Linked DNA regions of Homo sapiens: region 2 is linked to region 1. The links are chromatin loops, found by intact Hi-C in ENCODE. Cell type or tissue: HCT116. All regions are shown on one strand. Each heading gives the region's core, and the rest is flanking DNA. Links, peaks and the distances in the headings are about the cores only.

Region 1 (9,761 bases), core at 778-8,777:
AACACATCTTCATATGTCTAACATGTGCAGCCAATAAAGAAAAAATTCAGGTTTTCCTTGAAAACTTTCTTCTGAAAGTACTTAAGGGACATTAAAATGCCAAAAACAGCCCTGCAGGGTGGCGATCAGAACTGATTATAAAGCTGCTGGCCCGGGCTGGATCTCCTGAGCAGAGCAGCTCTCCGTGTGGCCACATCAACGCAGATGCAGGCAGGAGTCCGTGTGGCAAATCGGGACAAAACAAATTTTCCTGTCTTCAGAGCATCATCATGCCTAGGCTTCTTAATATTTACAACAGGTAAAAACAACCACCAAAACAGTAACAAATTTAAAAACCAAACCCAAAACCAAAAGGCTCCCCAGGCTGGCAAGGGCATCACCTGTCAGAATCTGCTGTGGCTGGCCCAGCGCACTGGCTCACGCCTGTAATCCCAGCACTTTGGGAGGCCAGGATGGGTGGATCACTTAAGGTCAGGAGTTTGAGACCAGCCTGGCCAACATGGTGAAACCCCCGTCTCTATTAAAAATACAAAAATTAGCCAGGCATTGTGGCAGGCACCTGTAATCCCAGCTACTCGGGAGGCTGAGGCAGGAGAATCACTTGAACCCAGGAGGCGGAGGTTGCAGTGAGATGAAATCACACCACTGCACTCCAGCCTGGGTGACAGAGCAAAATTCCATCTCAGAAAAAAAAAAAACAAAAAAAGAATCTGCTGTTGCCATCTGACTGATCCCTGCGGCTTCCAGGATTACCACCAGCGTGAAAATGAAGACAAGGGAGATAGCACCTATCAGAGGCATGTTTCAGCCACCGGAGATAACATCTTAATCCTTAGCCAACCTACAGAAAGAGCAACAAACTGGGTGTGTGTGGTGGCTCATGCCTGTAATCCCAGCACTTTGAGAGGCTGAGGGAGGAAGATCCCTTGAGGCCAGGAATTCAAGACCAGCCTATAGTGAGACCCCATCTCTGCAAAAAAAATTTTTTAAAGAGCTGGATGTGGTGGCACATGACTGTAGTCTCAGCCATCACTTGATCCCAGGAGGTCAAGGCCGCAGTGAGCTGTGATTGGGCCATTGCACTTCAGCCTGGGCAACACAGTGAGATCCTGCTCAAAAAATAAAATAAAAAGAGTAACAGTAAGTAGAAAGTTACTAATTGCATTCATTAAAAAGTCTTTAGTGTCTCAGGGGGACCATGAATTCTAAAGTTATCTTTACCCAATGTCTGGTTCCAGGTAGTGTGCTGAGGTACATATTTGTTGAACTGTGTGGACCGCTCATAGACTTGATCATCTTTGCCCCATAACAGTCATTACCATAGGAACACTTAACTTGCAATAAAAGGAAAGGGATCATTTGGAAAATTAAAGCAAATATGAACTAGCTTAATTTTTTTTTTTAATTCTGAAGCTTGCCATCAACTGATGAATGGGTCAACAAAATATGGGATATCCATATAATGAAATATTATTCAGCCATAAAAGGAATAAAGTCCTGGCCAGGCACAGTGGCTCATGCCTGTAATCCCAGCACTTTGGGAGGCCAAGGAGGGCAGATCACTTGAGGTCAGGAGTTCTACACCAGCCTAGCCAACATGGTGAAACCCCATCTCTACTAAAAATACAATAAATAAATAAATAAATAAATAAATAAATAAATAAATAAATAAATAAGCAAGCCAGGCGTGGTGGCATGGGCCTGCTACACAGGAGGCCAAGGCAGGTGAATCGCCTGAACCTGGGAGGCAGAGGTTGCAGTGAGCCGAGATATGCCACTGCACTCCAGCCTGGGCGACACAGCAAGACTCTATCTCAAAAAAAAAAAAAAAAGAAGAAAAGAAAAGAAAGAAATTATGTCCTGATACATGCAGCAACATGGACGAACCTTGAAAACATTTAAGTTAAGCGAAAGAAGCAGTCACAAAGGACCACAAATTTTATGACTTCATGTATATATCTAATGCCAGAACAGGCAAATCCATAGAAACAGAAAGTAGATTGACAGTTGCCTTGGGCATGGGGGAGAAGGCAGAGTGGGGGAAATGGGGAGTGAGAGCTAATGGGTACAGTTTCTTTTAGGGGGTGAGGAAAATGTTCTACAATGGCGATATTGGTTGCATAGTTCTGCAAATATACAAAAAACCACTGAATTATATACTTTAAATGGGTGAACTGCATGGTATGTGACTAAACTTATTTTTTAATTCTGGAGTTTAAATTGGCATAATTACCACTATCTTATCTCTGTGTAACTGCTTTGTATTTTAATTTTGAGTACATTTTATTGGAAAAGAATATACAACTCTGGGAAACAGGCAGGATAAGAATTATTATTCCCATTTTACAGTAAGCAGAGGTCCACAGAGCTTCTGTTTTCTTTCCACTGCCTGGCTGAGTTCCTGCAGGACTCAGGGAAGAATGTAAATTACGGTGGAAGAAGGGGACCACAGGTCTTAGCACCCCAAATCAGGAAGGGATGATAACTAGCTCTTGCCAGATGTCTAGAAATGTTCTGTAGGTGGATCATACAGACATGCTACTAAACAAAAGGCATTGAAAAATGGCAGGTGGATTACTGAAATGTAATTCTTAATAGCATGAAATTCAGGTTAAACAATTTAGCTAAAAATGCAGGGGAGGGGGAAGAGTCACCTCTTTACTTGATATCTGGTGGGGTGAAAATACACCCAATTAGATGTGTCCATATAATTTTCACATCAAACATCCTGTGCTCCCAAAGGCAACTAATGGCACAGCTTGCTATGGATTTTCCCAAGTTTTCAAGAACAGTGACAGCCCTCTTCAACAAAGCCACTTAACATAACACAAGGTTAAAGTGGGAACCGCAAACACTTGCTTTTCTTAATTTACACCTTTCATTTACTTCCCCAGAAATGTCATAAAGGAACCATAGAATTTCTGATGTACTGTCAATAGATGGTTCCTTTCAAGAACAGCATTTAGAAAGAAAATGTGAATAATCCTACAAGGTAATCTGGAGCTATAACTTAAAACAAATAATAATTAGCATTTTGGGAGAAGAAAGATGATTTTGGTCTGGGTCTCTCACTTTAACAACAACAACAAAAAGACTAGTTCAGGTGTGGTGTTTCACGCATGTAATCCCAGCACTTTGGGAGGCAAAGGCAAAAGGATCACTTGAGGCCAGGAGTTCGAAACCAGCCTAGGCAATAGGGTAAGACCCTGTCTCTACAAAAAATAAAAAAGTTAGCCAGGCATGGTAATTCACACCTATAGTCCCAGCTGCTCAGGAGGCTGATGCTGGAGGATTGCTTGAGTCCAGGAGCTAAAGGTTGCAGTGAGCTATGATCAAGTCAGTATATCCCAGCCTGGGTGACAGAGCAAGATCCTGTCTTTTTTTTTTTTTTTTTTTTTTGAGATGGAGTCTTGCTCTGTTGCCTACGCTGGAGTGCAGTGGCGTGATTTCGGCTCACTACAACCTTCGCCTCCTGGGTTTAAGTGATTCTCCTGCCTCAGCCTCCCCAGTAGCTGGGATTACAGGCACGTGCCACCACGCCTGGCTAATTTTTGTATTTTTAGTAGAGACAGGGTTTCACCATGTTGGCCAGGTGTGTCTCGAACTCCTGACCTCAGGTGATCAACTCGCCTCAGCCTCCCAGAGTGCTAGGATTACAGGCCCCGGCTGTAAGATCCTGTCTTTAAAAACAAAATGAAACAAACAAACAAACAAAAAACTATTAGGTAAGTGGAAAACTAGGATTTTGACAAATGCAAATGCAATGACTTCACATTATCTCTTTCACTAACCAGGTAGGATCTAAACCCATGCTGCACCACAGCAAACAAAATTCAGCTCACAGGGAGCTATTCTCTGCACCACAGACCTTTCACAGCTTGAGAAGCTACTAGCTTTTACATCATCATGTCTGTGCAGCTTTAATCTTTTCTCTTTTTTTGAAGAATACCCTAGTAAACCAGAAAGATATTTTTTAAACACATAAAGTAATTGGCAACATTAAAAAAAATACATTTGCAAATTGGGTTGCCATTCATTTAAAGATACTCTTTTTTTCTTTTTTCTTTTTTTTTTGGACACAGAGTTTCGCTCTTGTCGCCCAGGCTGGAGTGCAATGGCACGATCTCAGCTCACTGTAAACTCCACCTCCCAGGTTCAAGCGATTCTCCTGCCTCAGCCTCCAGGAGAGCTCGGATTACAGGTGCCCATCACCACTCCCGGCTAATTTTTGTATTTTTAGTAGAGATAGGGTTTCACCATGTTGGCCAGGCTGGTCTCGAACTCCTGACCTCAGGTGATCTGCCCGCCTCTGCCTCCCAAAGTGCTGGGATTACAGGCATAAGCCACCATTACCCCGCCCATTTAAAGTATTCTTTTCAGGCTGGGCACTGTGGCTTATACCTGTAATCCCAGCATGCTTTGGGAGACTAAGGTGAGAAGATTGCTTCAGCCCAGGAGATCAAGGTTACAGTGAGTTATGATCTGGACAACAGAGCCAGACCCTGTCTCTAAATAAATAAATAAATAAATACTTTCCTATATCTGAGTCTATTCTTTAGTTGCTCAATGAACACATTAAAGCTGAGCTTCTCAGCTTTGGCACTGTTGATGTTTTTGATAATTCTTTGGGAGGGTGAGGGGTTGCCCTAGCAGCATCCCTGCCCTGTGCCCATGAGATGATGACAGAAGTACCCCCTGCCCAGCTGTTACAACCAACACTGTATCCAGATGTCTCCTGGGGAACAAAATTGCCCCAGCTGAAAACTACTGAGGTAAAGGCAACTGGTATGAAAATCTGCCTATGGCGTGGAGGCCCCAGCTTTAAAGTTTATTTGGATCACTGTAGTAGTCAGTAGCAACATTAAAACCATCCCATTCAAATCCAAATACTCAACCGAGATCAGGAAACCCAGCAAAATATGGTGCTGGTGTCAATGTGTGATGAGCCCCGCAGTGATGAGTGTGCAGCCGTCAGCAGTGTGCCAAGGTCCCGCACAGTCCGACAACTCTTTTAAATGTCCCTAATATTTATAAATGTATGAAGTGACAGGATTGACATTAGCAAGATTAATATGTTGCTAATTGACATTAGCAAGATATGGAAGGAGGGGTTCCCATATGTGTTTACGTCTTGTTAAAATCACACAGCTTTAGTAATCTGCTAATCATAATAGCCCAGTCACTCAAGAAAACTCTAACCACCCCCTTTTTGGACAACGGGAAGAGGGGTGTGGGCTGGTGGTAGCAAACTGGCAAAACAATGATATTTTTATCTCTGATCTCTTTAAAGAAATAATCCAAATACAAAATAATAAAGAGTCCATCTAATTCACAAATCCAGAATGTTCTGCATAAAGTAAGTCCAAGTATCTAAAAGATCCAAGATGACGTCTGTGCTCCAGGAAGAAAGGTGCCAGCTTCAACACCCTGGCTGACCTTTGGTGTGTTAGTCAGCCTGCGACCGCCCCAGAAACCACCCAGAGGTGACCAGCTACAGCCAGCTCACCAGCGGCCGACACCAGAGTCAACAGCAGCACCGGATGTGGAATGGACAAACCCCAGACCCAGCACACGACCCTGGTGCCTCTCTTACAGAGCAGAGAAATGCTATAACGTATCATCATTCCTGGGGTGTGGTCTGTTTTCTGGACGCTGCGCCAGCAACTCGCACATGGAGTCGTCCAGGCCGCAAGGATGGGCGGCAGGCAGCAGGGCCAGGCAGTCCGGTGTGGTGAGTCACACTGAGGCCCGCAGGTTGGGAAGCAAATAAAAAAGGAGATCGGGAAGCAGCTCTGCAGGGCGGAGCCAAGAATGTCTTGTGACCTTTGTTTTTTTTTTTTTCTTAAAGACGGGGTCTCACAGTCGCCCAGGCTGGAGTGCAGTGGTGCAATCACAGCTCACTGCAGCCGCAAACCCCTGGGCTCAAGCGATCCTCCCGCCTCAGCCTCCTGAGTAGCTGGAGCTATAGGAGCACACCACCACCCCCAGCTAATTTTTTTGATTTTTTTTTTTTTTTTTTTTTTTTTTTTTTGGTAGAGACCGGGTCTTGCTTTGTTGCCCAGCCTAGTCTGAAACTTCTGGGCTCAAGTGATCCTTCTGCCTCAGCCTCCCAAAGTGCCGGAATTACGGAGTGAGCCACCCTTTTAAATCCAAACACTTTGGTGATCATGAAAATTTAGGCTTTCAGAGTTGACCATCACCAAGATGATAATTCAACATTTCTTTCTCTGGAGGACCCAAGCAGGACAGGGAACAGAGCTTATGAATTCCACCTGTGGTCAACGAGTTGTAGACTGGAAAGACACCTGCTTGAGAAGTGAGGTGGACCACACAGGATGTCTGAGTGCCGATCACCTTTATGTTTCTCTCTATCTCTCTCTCTGTCTCTCTCTCTCTCTCTCTCTCACACACACACACACACACACACACACACACGACCTGGCCCTGCCCTAGGTACACATGGCTGGCCACCAGCACCTAACTAGGGTCCACTTCCATTCCTGGGGACATGAACAGCATAGTTGCTCTAGCTCAGGGGCTGGGAGCATCACTTGGCACTTAACACCTGAATTTATTAAGAAACCTCAAAACCATGGTCTTCACATTTTTACCTGGACAGCAGAAAAGGTCTCAGGCCCAGTGCCATCACAATCATGATGTATGGAGACTCGTGCTGCTTCTTTTTTCATTTCTTCCCAAAAGGCAGGCAAGAAACAACAGATTGCTTGCTACAGATCGAGGCAAGAACCAATACACAACAGCCCGAGTCACCTGTGTGCACCACAAATAAAAACTTCTCATATTCCACTGCCAGTTTCCCAAGCATGCACAAGATTTTGGGTTGGCTCTTTTTATTTAAGTAGTTTAAAAGCAACTGATTGGCTGGGTGTAGTGGCTCACGCCTGTAATCCCAGCACTTTGGGAGGCCAAGGCAGGACGCTCACCTGAGGTCAGGAGTTCGAGACCAGCCTGGCCAACATGGTGAAGCCCGGTCTCTACTAAAAATACAAAAATTAGCTGGAGGCGGTGGCACACGCCTGTAATCCCAGCTACTCAGGAGGCTGAGGCTGGAGAATCGCTTGAACCCGGGAGGCGCAAGTTGCAGTGAGGCGAGATCCCACCACCGTACTCCAGCCTGGGTGACAGAGCAAAACTCCATCTCAAAAGAAATAAAAAATAAAGGCCAGGCGCGGTGACTCACGCCAGTAATCCCTCCCTTTGGAAGGCTGAGGCGGGAGGATCACAAGGTCAGGAGATCTACACCATCCTGGCTAACACGGTGAAACCCCGTCTCTGCTAAAAATACAAAAAATTAGTCGGGCGTGGTGGCGGGTGCCTGTAGTCCCAGCTACTCTGGAGGCTGAGGCAGGAGAATGGTGTGAATCCAGGAGGCAGAGGTGCAGTGAGCCGAGATCGTGCCACTGCACTCCAGCCTGGGCGACAGAGCAAGACTCCGTCTCAAAAAATAAATAAACTAATTAATTAATTAAAATAAAATTAAAAATTTTTAAAAAGCAAGTGATTAAAAAGCTCTTCCACCTCCCTTATTAAAACAGTAATTTATTAAAACAATCATTCTCCTTGGAGAGTACTGCTGAAGCAGAGTGCACCCACAATTCCACTTACTCCAGCATCCACAGTCCCAGCCAGCCCCTGACCTGGAGGAATCCACTCATGGGGGGTGGGGGGGAGTCCTCCAAGGATCTGCACCAATGTGACCTGCCTGATAGTGTCTGTCACATTGATAGTGACCTGCCTGATAGTGTCCCTCCATTGACAGGGTCTCTATTGTGCTAGGCCTATGAGCCTAGGGGCAGCCAACTCACACACAACTCGCCCTGCCATGTCAGCTCTCAGCTTGGTTGCAGTCCAGGCACCAGGAAGGCTTGGTCCCGTGCCCAGTCCCAACACTGATAACATTCCCTACAGCTGCTGCCCAGAACGGAAAAGGTAAAAGATTCCTCCCTCCTGAGTGTGAACTTGGGGAGAGAGGTGGCGGGGGGACGGGGTGAGAATAAAGACGAGAAAAGGAGGGGTTTCCTGAAATTCCCCTGGAGTTCCTTTTAGCACCAAGGGAATCGGTACCATATCTTCATGTCTGTTCTGGGATCTCAGAGACAGACTCTCAAGCTTCTCTTGCTCCAGTGGACCCTCAAAGCAAAAACTCTCCCATGTCCTCCTGCAGCATTTAACCCTCTGCTTGCCAACACAGCAGTCACAAGGTATTAAAAAGGAGGAAGCACTCCATCTGAAGTCCTGGGCTAACCCAGCAAACATTCTACCACTAAATAGAACATGGCTCATTTCTACTCAAAAAGTCAACTGGGGGTTTCTACATTCTGTCTTCTTGTAGCAAAGCGGGTAGGGAGGCAGGGTGGAAGGAAGCAAGAGAACAGTGAGTTCCAGAAGGCCAAGCCTAGGGCGACATCTGAGCTAAGATTCCATCAAAAACCCTTCCATTTGCTAAGTGAAAGAAGTCAGTTACAAAAGACCACGGGCCTATGATTTCATCTATATGAAATGTCCAGAATAGGCAAATCCATAGATGCAGAAAATATATTAGTTGTTGCCTAGGACTGTGGGACTTAGGGAAAATGGGGAGTGGCTACTAGGAGACACGGGGGTTTTGTGGAAGGTGATGAAAATGTTCTAAAATTGACTGTGACGATGCTCGCACAACTCCTGAATCTACTACAACCACTGAATTGCATGCTTTAAATGGATGAATTGTAAGGTATGTGAATTATATCTCAATAACTGTATAATTTTTTAAGAAGGAGGGTTCCTTGCTTTAACTATAGCAAATAGAGCTTTCACTCTCCCCTGGCTGAAAATTTCCTAAAGATCATCTGGAAGACCCTTAGCAATATTTAGGTAAGCTATTAATGTGCTTGAGACTTCAGTACCTTCTGTGGGGATGATAGTATCTACTCCAAAATGTCACGAGGATTAAGTTTCAAGATGCACCTAAAGAGCCTAGCACAGTGCCTGGCACATGATGATTCCCGCAGGGCTCTCCTTTATGGGAAAGCCTTGACGCGGGTCCCGCAGATGGGCCATAGCAAGCAGCTAGGATCTGTTTGGGATTACATGAGATTCTACAGGAAAGTGGTGTCCCCAAACATTTATTAGCTCAAAATATGCAGGGAAAGCGAGGAAATGAATACTGAACACCCAGCAGATACCAGACAAAGGGCTAAGAACCTTATACCACTCGTTAATGCAACATTAAATTAATTAATTCATATATATATATATATATATAAATTTTTTTTTTTTTAAGACGGAGTCTCACTCTGTCGCCAGGCTGGAGTGCAGTGGCACCATCTCGGCTCACTGCAACCTCCGACTCACTGGTTCAAGGGATTCTCCTGCCTCAGCCTCCCGAGTAGCTGGGATTACAGGCACTTGCCACCACACTCAGCTGATTTTTGTATTTTTAATAGAGACGGGGTTTCACCATGTTGGCCAGGCTGGTCTTGATCTCCTGACCTCATGATCCACCCGCCTTGGCCTCCCAAAGTGCTGAGATTACAGGTGTGAGCCACCATGCCCGGCCCAATAATTTTTTTAAAGACTGACTCCTGCTACCTCCCACAGTGATCTCCCTGACACCGACCAGCCATGTGATCCAGTGGGAGCCGCTATCTTACGCTCACCAAAGCATTCTTGCCACTAGTATTCTTGAATATCTGGTTTTACAAAGGAATCTCAATCAGGCCGATGAATCAGCTCTTGCAGATCTCAACTGTACCAAGCAG
Region 2 (9,761 bases), core at 697-8,696, 330 kb after region 1:
TCTATGTTTATATACACAAATACTTAACCATTGTGTTATAACTGCCTATCGTATTCAGGACAGTAAAATGCTGTACATGAGTGTAGCCTAGGCACTATAGGATATACCTTACAGCCTAGGTGTGTAGTAGACTTTACCATCTAGGTTTGTGTAAGCACACTCTGTAATGTTCGCACAACGATGAACTCTCAGAACGTATCCCCGTCATCAAGCAATGCATGCTAATAAGAATACTTGTGGCAGATGATAAAAACAGCTCCTGTTTGCTTTACCCACATCACAGGTAACATTCAGAGAGTGTCTTAAGGCATTCCCCATTTATGGGAAGTGTTTGGAGGCCCGGTGGAGTCCCGAGGAGGGAAACAGGAATAAGATTCAGATGGACCTCACTGTGTAACAGTGGATAAATGCACAGGCCCCCGAATCTGACTGCCCTAGTTCAAATCTGGTCTCCACCACTTGTTGGCTGTGTGACTGCGCTGGGTAAGTGACTGGATCTCTCTGAGTCTCACTGTCTTCATCTGTAAATTGAAATAGCCCCAGAGGGTTCTTGTGAGGATTAAATGAGATAAGGACTGTAAACATTCTTGGCCCAGGGACTGTAAGAATGATAATATTATTAACATATTTTTATCATGCAACCTTCTAGTTCGGACATATTAGAAAGTGATTCCATTGACTTGTTTAGTAGGAAAATCTGGCAGATAAGAAGTCAAATCCATCAGCCGTGATAGCAGCCAATGTTGAGTTTTCTTTCTCCCTAGGAATTTTTTCCATTATAAAATGGGAAGCCAAGTCAAATTTGCTCAGTTAATTTTGGCCTGAGAGGTGCTCTTAGGACCCTCAACATTTGTCTATAAGGTCAGGCTTATCGGTTCACGCTTGTTAGCGTGGAAAAACTCCTTCCCTATCACAGTTTCTGCCACTTCCCTTATCCTGTCTTTCTTCTGGAACAAGTGGCCTTGCAAGACACTTCACTCCCTGTTTTGGCAAACACACTTGTTCTGTGAGAGCGAGTTCCGCCCATGTGTACAGCGGTGGGCTGCACACACCAGAGGGTTTATCAGACAGAAAGGCTTTTTTCTGTAGGTGCCAGGGCACTGAAAGCAGGGTCGCTGCTGGCTGTCCCCCTTCTAATTAAGAGTGTCCCACCATTTCTGAACTGTGACTCTTAGGGACACCAGGATAAACCTAAGGACTGTACTATATTTATCAGTCCTTGGGGCATGCTGAGAAATACTCCCAGATGAATGAGGAGCAACATGGTTTCTAAAACATGGGTGGAGTAGAGGCAGTGAGTTTTGTTTCGTACAGATTTATCTGAAATTCTATATCATAAAATTGATTTCAAATAGACATGAAATTCCAGAGTCTTCAAGGAAGTTGGCCCAAATATGATCAAGAACACAGCAAACCTGTTTTGAGACTTAGATGTCCATTTTTTCTGTAGCAAATGTTGACCAATGGCTATGTACTTACTGAGCACTAAGGTGGGATAGGGAAGGGAAAGGTTTTGTAATACAAGACATGAATTAGCATAATTTAAAAGATTCTTAAATTGGCCTCTAAAGACTTGAGTTTAAATCCTAGCTCTGTCTCTTGCTACCTGAGTAACCTTGCACAAATCTGCTAGGAGATTCACATGTGGCTTCTCAGCTTCATTCTGGGCTTCAGGGTCAGTCCTTCACTTGTTTGGGCTCCTTCCAAGGTCCTGAAAGAGGTCTTAGCAATATGTTCACTTGGCCAAATATCTTTGTAAAAATAAGATACAGTAACTGCAATGCATGGTTAGGACGACTGACTTTCTACTATTCCCTTTCATGTTGGACAGCATCGGTGTGGCTGTGAGCACTTTTGGGATCCAGCTAAGGGGAAGCTGAGTTAGGGATAATTTACTTTGGATGTAGTGGGATAGATTCACATGTCCACAGTCATTTCCATGTCTGGTTAAATCACTGTCAGCTGTGTTGAGCTGGAGATGGTCAACTCATGGAGTACTGGGACACAAAGGTGCAGGCTCAGAGGTCTTACTGTAATGTGAACATAGTGAGAGCACTCGACACTGGAGGTACGTGGGTGGCACAAAAACAAAATGTATAGAGCCAGAAACTAGTCTGAGAAAAAAAAATCCAAATCCTACAGCTCATATATAGACAAAAAGTGAGAGATATGTTCATTTGACAACAATCTTAAAAACTTCCACGACATTACTAATACTGAACCACAGAGCCAAAGAAGCTTTTATAAAACTTTCAATCATTAAAAAAAAAACAAGTTTTGATCAACCATGCTAGAGGAAGAAGTTAACCCTCTTCCTACTCTCTCCACAAAAAGTCATAAAATAATTATTAGGTGAAGAAATGGCCAGGGATTATGCAGCCAAAAAACATAGGGAAAAAAAGTATTACATATGTGTCAATCAGTTAATTAATAAAACTACTTTTTTCCTGCATTTTATGGTGCCTGTAGTATTTGCCTGCTTTAAAAAATGTATTGTACTTTCTTTTCTTGACCTAGACAATCATTAACTTTCATAACTTACTGAGTTTAATGTTTCTTTCAGGGAGTACCCCAAACTGTAAATGCTTCAGGTCCCACAAAACCTGTTCTACCCCTGGATATCTCAGTTTGCTGTGAGGATGAAATGAGACAAGATGCTGAACGTGCTGGATCTGCAATGTAGCTGGCTTCTAGTAAGAGCTCCGACAGGGAGGGATGTCGATGCACAGCTAAGGGACAACATCGAAAGTGCAATAGTAGGCCAGGCGCCTTGGCTCATGCCTGTAATCCCAGCACTTTGGGAGGCGGAGGTGGGAGGATTGCTTAAACCCAGGAGTTTGAGACCAGCCCTGGCAACGCAGCAAGACCTTGTTTCCACAAAAAATTTAAAAATAAGTCATGCATGGTGACATGTGCGTGTAGTCCCAGCTACTTGGGAGGCTGAGGTGGGAAGATCGCTTGAGCCTGAGAGGCCAAGGCTACAGTGAGCCATGGTTGTGCCAGCCTGGGCGACAGACTCTGTCTCAAAAAAAAAAAAAAAAAAAGGAAGAAGAAGAAAATGTAAGCATGTAAGCATATGCCATATGTTCCATATCACTTCCGGCAGAATCTGGGGGTAGAACACCATAACCAATCACTGATATTTCTGCAAGGAAATATTTTTAAATTTCTAGCCAGAACTTTTATCAGGTTTATCTGTATGGTTGTGGCAAGAGAGTGGACGCTGAATTGGAGGGGGTTGAGAATTAAGGCAGGGAAGCTAATTCTGAGGCTAAGCTAATAGCTTATACAAGAGGAGATGTGAGCTTGATTTAGTTTTTTTCTGTAATGTGCAAGGGACATTTGTCTCCCTGCTATGAGGCTGACCCACATAAAATTGACATTTCCGTAAGTAGAAAACAAGTGAATACTGGCAATTTCTTATGGTTCAAATATCTGGAATATTAAAAACACAAACCGACAAAGAAAAAGTCCATTCTTCCTCCCTGAGTATATCATCCCTGTTTCCTTTCACAGGGAGGGTCCCAGTATTTGATGTGGATTTCTTCAAGGTGCTGCAGACTTGGTCTTATAAGGAAACTTGAGGTTGAACAGGGGCTTCACTGTATTTGTAAAATATTAACTCTAAAGCTTATACCAGGAAGAAAGGTGTTCATTATATTATGTCCTATATTTTTTATTTCTAAAATATTTGATTGAAAATGTATATAACCGAAATAATTTTTTTCTTTTTAAGAGTGTTCTCTCTGGAGAGGCAAAAAGGAGACACAGCAGAAACTTCTCTTGACTATTCCACTGGGGTGGGAGGTTCCTGAAACTTGGGTTTGCCATGTGGAGTTTAAATCCAAACCTCAGGAGACTCCAACCTTCCAAAGGCAGAGAGGGTTGGGCATGAAATATCTCCCCCCTGGCTCATGAATATGTCTAAAGGGCGCTGGCCAGCTGGGGCGGAAGTGAAATGAGTGGAGGATGTTGTTCATAGTTAATGGTTACTGGATATTGACGACTTGCAAGGAGAAACCACACTGCAGGAGGGACTAGCCCGGTCCTTACCAAGTACACAGCCAGCCCCAGCCACAAAGTGGAAGGCAATCCTTTTGTTACGAGTACCTCCAGATGATGGAGTGAAATAATGAAATAAATAAAAAGATTACTGCATGAGTCATCTCTGGAAAGTAGTAAACATTGTAAGCCTGACGAGTTTCATCTTTTGTAAGAGTTAACATGAATGAAGACGATTTATAATGGGTCTGCTCATTGTTGCAGGGGAGCATTCACAGACTTTGATGGGATGGTACGTTTAACCTCTGAGTCCTAATAATGTTCTATTTTCCAGACGAACTCAAGGCTTGTCATATTCTAGACCTGGAAAGCGTAAATGGTATTATCTTTGTATATACAAATAAAAATCAATTCATTTTCCAAATGTTTAATTCATTCAGGAAGACACACACACACACACACACACACACACACACACACACACACACGAGAATAGGTCCCAGCTAAATCAACAACATTAGCAAATCTCCTCTTGCTTATCAAATCAGGATATATCAGGTTCAATAAAGGTGCCTGGCTTATAAATCTACAAATAAATAGTTATTTTCCTTAAGAGCATTTTGATTTATTATCTCAAACTGTATTTCCTGTTCATTTATCATAGCTTTTTGTAACTCTCCCCTTAAATGGAAGGAAGTAGTACATCTGTAAAACAAAATATCTCAATAAACCATATTCTCTGAAGTATAAATGGACATTTTCTTCTTGTGAAAATGATCATAGAACAGAGATGCCAACTAGAAATCTTTTCTCTGTCATATTTTTAAAGAAATACCAACCAAAGGCTGCATTTTCCTACAAACTTGACATCCTGAAAGGAGATCTGTATAAAGCATTAGAATTAAGCAAACCATTTAGCAGCCTCCACTCCTGGACTCTTTCGAGACATTTGTGGAACACATCTTCTCAAATCTAATAATCTGCTTCACAATACTAGAGGGAAGAAAAATAGTTTTGGGTTTCTTATGCCCTAGGGATACAACCACATCTCAAAGCTGAGTTTCAGGCTCAAAACTCTTATTTCCTAGCAACTCTGATAATCTGACCTGGCTAGGAAGGCTAGGATGCTGGGGTTCTGTATCAAGCTGTTTACTTAACACATGTCACATCTAAAATAAGGATTGCTTTAGTTGAAAAAGCAATTCATTTATAAGTGTGCATTTATAAGGGCAAAAGTCAAGGCAACTGTGCAAACCACTTGTCAACTTATTTAGAGGAAATTGTGTAATCAACTTAACGTGCCAGTTAGCCTTTACCTGCCAGGTCAAGCTCAGAGTGCCTGTCAGTCACCACATTAGCCTATTAATCACTCTGCAGGAAATTCCACATTTTTCTTTAGATCAAACTACAGAAAGTAAAGTGGGAACGGAATCTAGAGAGGATTTCCTATTCGTTTCTTTGTTTCCTTTGACTTGCCTGATGTTTCATGATTTATTTATTTTTTTTACTTGCTTGCTACAGAATTTAAAATAGGTTCAAAATGATATATCTCAATATGCATTGCTAAAGGGACTTTTATTGCACAAAGGTAAATCTAGGTATTTGATGGCTGGGTGCCAACTGACTGCTGCAGATTCCAACCAGAGATAGAAAGCATTGACACTGTTGAACAAGTAACAGATCTTTCATTCCAGGAAAGAAAAAAAAGATATAAGCTATTAAATTGAAAAGCATTTCCCCCTTTTTTCTACGCTGGTAAAAAAGTTCAGATATGTTGATTTTTGAAGATATCCTAATTTTAAGTATAATTTTTAAAAACTCACCTTCAAATACCTTAAAAATTTTTTTATCTGAAAATATCTTCATTCATCTTCATTTGTAAACAGTTTTATTGAGGTATGATTCACATACCATGCAATTCACCCATTTAAAGGGTAAAATTTAAGAATTTTTAGTGTGTTCACTGAGTTGTACAATCATCATCAATATCAATTTTAGAAGACTTTCATCACTGCAAAAGAAACCCCAATATCCGTTAACAGTCACTCTTTTGTTTTTTAGTTTTTGAGACAGGCTGGAGTAAAGTAGTGTGATCCTGGCTCACTGCAAACCTCTGCCTCCTGGGCTCAAGTGATACTCCTGCCTCAGCCTCCTGAGTAGCTGGGATTACAGGCGCGTGCCACCATGCTCAGATAATTTTTCTATTTTTAGTAGGACGGGGTTCCACCATGTTGGCCAGGCTGGTCTTGAACTCCTGACCTCAAGTGATCTGACTGCCTCAGCTTCCCAAAGTGCTGGGACTACAGGCGTGAGCCACCGTGCCTGGCCCATTAATAGTCACTCTTAATTTCCCCTCTCCAGTGCTCTGTGACCACTAATAATCTACTTTTTGTCTCTATAGATTAGTTATTCCAGACATTCCATACAATGGATTCATAGACTATGTGGTCTCTTGTATCTGGCTTCTTTTACTGAGCATGTTTTCAGGTTTATCCATGTTGGATTAGTACTTCATTCCTGTTCATGGCTGAATAATAGACCACATTTTATTTATACACTCATCAGTTGCTGGACATTTGGGTTGCTTCTACTTTTTGACTATTATAAATAATGCTGTTATAAATATTCATGTATAAGTTTTTGTGTGGACATAGGTTTTCATGGGTCTTGGATACAGATACCTAGTAATGGAAATGCTGGATCATAGGGTAAACTCCATGTTTACCATTTTAAGTGATTGCCAAACTGTTTTCCAAAGTGGTGACCCCATTTTACATTCTCACCAGCAGCACATGAGCATTCCAATTTCTCCATATCCTTGTCAGCACTTGTTACTGTCTGTTTTATTTTAGCCATTCTAGTAGGTGGGAAGTAGTATCTCACTGTGGTTCAAATATCTTTTAAAGAAAATGTTCAAGGATGGGCATCGTGGCACACGCCTGTAATCCCAGCACTTTGGGAGGCCAAAGCAGGCAGATCACTTGAGGTCAGGAGTTCGAGACCACCCTGGCCAAGATGGTGAAACCCCTGTCTCTACTACAAAAATTAGCCATGTGTTGTGGGACGTGCCTGTGGTCCCAGCTACTCAGGAGGCTGAGGCAGGAGACTTGCTTGAACCTGGGAGGCGGAGGTTGCAGTGTGCCGAGATTGCACCACTGCACTCCAGCCTGGATGACAGCGCAAGACTCTGTCTCAAAAAGAAAGAAAGAAAGAAAGAAAGTGTTCACAGGGGGAATTCTGCATTGTTTTCCCATGGCCAGTATTTGTGAACACCAACTAATCAATGCTTACAGTATCCTGTACAGTACAAAGAATGGAAGAGAGTGCAGGAAACACAGATCAAGTCTACAAGATGATGGCTCGGAGGCTTGCAATGGTTGAGGTCTTATCTTTAATCTACAATGTTCTGAATTTCTAAACGTTTAAAAACAAAATGACGAAACCATTCACAAAGGGCATTCAAAGCTGCAAATTTTTGTGTTATTGTTTGGCATTTTCTTTGCATGATTTACTTTTAGAGAACAAACCCAGTCTTAATTGCAATGCATAATTTAAAAAAAATGATTAATTTTGCTTCTGAAGAGCCAATTGTAGCTACTGTTCTATTTGAGTAGCTGCCATGCTTATGTTTCCACTTTCTGGGGGCCTTGGCCCCAGCAACAAGAAAGATAATCCTCCTTTGTGGACATTCCCACAGTTAACTCCACACACATCTGGATGGCAGTTCAATAGTCCACTGTTATTCAAACAATCTGTAATCACACATACTATGTGTCAACCAACAAGCCAGGGTGTATGGCTTTTCAGTATTCCGTAGCATGCAGCACGCACAATTTACAAATAAAATAAAAATCTACAGCAGAGACAAGGGCACATTCTTTGCAGAGTAACTGAGTGAAAAGAATGTCTCTGTTGAAATACAAGACATCGCTTGTTATTTTGATGGTAAATGAAAAGAGGTTCGGAAAACCATATTTCATCTGTTAAGTCTCTTAACATGGAAGAGCACCATAGCTGTGGCATTGAAGAATCTGGGGCCATATGGTTTTTTAAGCTGGGCTTGAAGCAGAGATGTCCAAATAACCACCATTAGCATGTGGGACATGCAACTGACAAAATTCAACAGTATCTGTCTAAGGCATGATAGACTGGGGAAAATGGGGACCATGGACATCCTCACTGTGGGCAATTGTTTTTCTCATTACTTTGAGCTGGGAGGATATTGGGAGGGAGGAGTTGAGTTCAACCCCCCAAGTGGCTTGATTAACAATTTTGGAAACAAAGGGTTCGATAAGGCGGGAGGAAGTGAAGTTGAGCTTGTCCTGAGAAAACAGCACTGGGGACAGGCTCTCCACACACACAAGTATGACAAGGTGGCAGGAACAGCATGCCAATGTGCAAGCATCGTGAGACAGGGAGGTGTTGGGAAATGCAACCAGAGTGCAGCTGTGCAACATTCCACCTGCCTTGTCTGATTGGCAGCATGATGGCCTCTGACCCTGAGGGGCTGCATGCATCATTGGGAATCTGGAGTCCATTCAGAGCGAGTTCAGGCCGTGGAACGTGTTAAGCCCTCACTGCGGGATCATGCGGCTAGGTCACTGCTGAATTCCATAAGATTCAGGGACCAGATGATAAAGCATTTCTCTTCCATGAGGGCTTTCTCCTCAAGGCTTTCCCTACTGGCTTTCTGCCCACAACACCATAACTTGACTCTTGGGCTGTACTGAAAGCTTCTTAATAGAGGACAGCCCTCATTCCAAGGTAAACACAGTTCTGTCGTACTGTAAACTCAACAGTCTTATAAGAAAATAACCATTAAGATCCAGATGGCTCATGAGAGGAAGAAACTGTCACCATTTAATCAGACTGTATTGGGGAGAAAAGATTAATTTTACACTGAACTTTACATGTCTTGATTTCTCTCCACCCACAAAATATTAATTCCTTTAATATTTCAGATGTCCAGTCATTTATTTTCCAATTCATCAGCCGTTCACTGAGGACCAAGAACTGTGCTGAATCCTAGATATAAAGAAAAAGGAAACACACTCCCCGTCCTCAAGGATCTCCTAGCCTCAGAGGAGAGCCAAGTCTGTACAGAACAATCCATAATATAAACTGACAAATGCGTTATAGAGGAGAGTGAGGAAGCACAGAGGAAAGAATAGTTATTCTGCCTGAAGGCTTGGGGAGCTTCAGACAGAAGTTAACATTGAAGCTGGGCCTTGTGAGATGAGTGGGATCTACCCAGATGAAGGGACACGTGGGCACAGGGAACGTTAGGGGTGCTCGCCAGGGATGGTGCCACTTTACATATGGCCCAAATGAGGCCTCTCTGGTAAGACAACGAATCAGACTGGCTAGAAATCAGGTGAGGAATCTAAACTCCCTTCCTACATTCCATTCTCAGTATTCCATTTGCCCCAACAATTGACAAGGATAAGAATGAGATTGTGGTGCAGTGAATAATCCAAACTTCATTAACCAGACAAGACACTCATCTTGATCTCTGGACATCGGAGGACTTGCAGGAGGCCCTAAGCATCCCCGCCTAAATGTGCCTAGAGGGGACATACCTCCATCCTCAGCTCTCTCCCTCACACTCGCTGAAAGGCATCGATCCTACGGCTCAGCTATCAAACCAACGATAAACAGGAAAAGCAGAAAGAAATGCAAGAAAAATGACTCAGCAACAGAAAATCATCAATTTGTAATTTTTTTTTTTGATCTCCAGAAGTATGTCCTGAGAGGAAAGG

What was found. Hi-C counts contacts between places; a loop is a spot of excess contacts. Peaks named below come from ENCODE experiments on the same cell type or tissue, not always from the same donor. Only the 100,000 strongest peaks of a DNase experiment are listed, where the experiment ranks them.
Region 2: it touches region 1 in a loop (2.8-fold over the local background); 2 of 110 quality-filtered maps call a loop at or near these places.

The regions. Positions count from the first base shown.
Region 1 is chr10:113,069,774-113,079,534 of GRCh38, reverse strand. The region is part of intron 5 of TCF7L2 (transcription factor 7 like 2); the gene reads right to left. Among named protein-coding and RNA genes, the nearest start is that of SNORA87, 29 kb to the right of the region's middle. RefSeq lists enhancers at 360-861, 2,692-3,285, 4,596-5,365. In HCT116, for the core only: no CTCF peak of the experiment used is centred there; DNase peaks (open chromatin) are centred at 5,574, 6,189, 7,204 and 7,900; H3K4me3 peaks cover 3,408 bases; H3K27ac peaks cover 5,102 bases.
Region 2 is chr10:112,737,743-112,747,503 of GRCh38, reverse strand. The region is part of intron 7 of VTI1A (vesicle transport through interaction with t-SNAREs 1A); the gene reads right to left. Among named protein-coding and RNA genes, the nearest start is that of MIR4295, 110 kb to the right of the region's middle. In HCT116, for the core only: no CTCF peak of the experiment used is centred there; DNase peaks (open chromatin) are centred at 4,013 and 5,613; H3K4me3 peaks cover 1,230 bases; H3K27ac peaks cover 3,228 bases.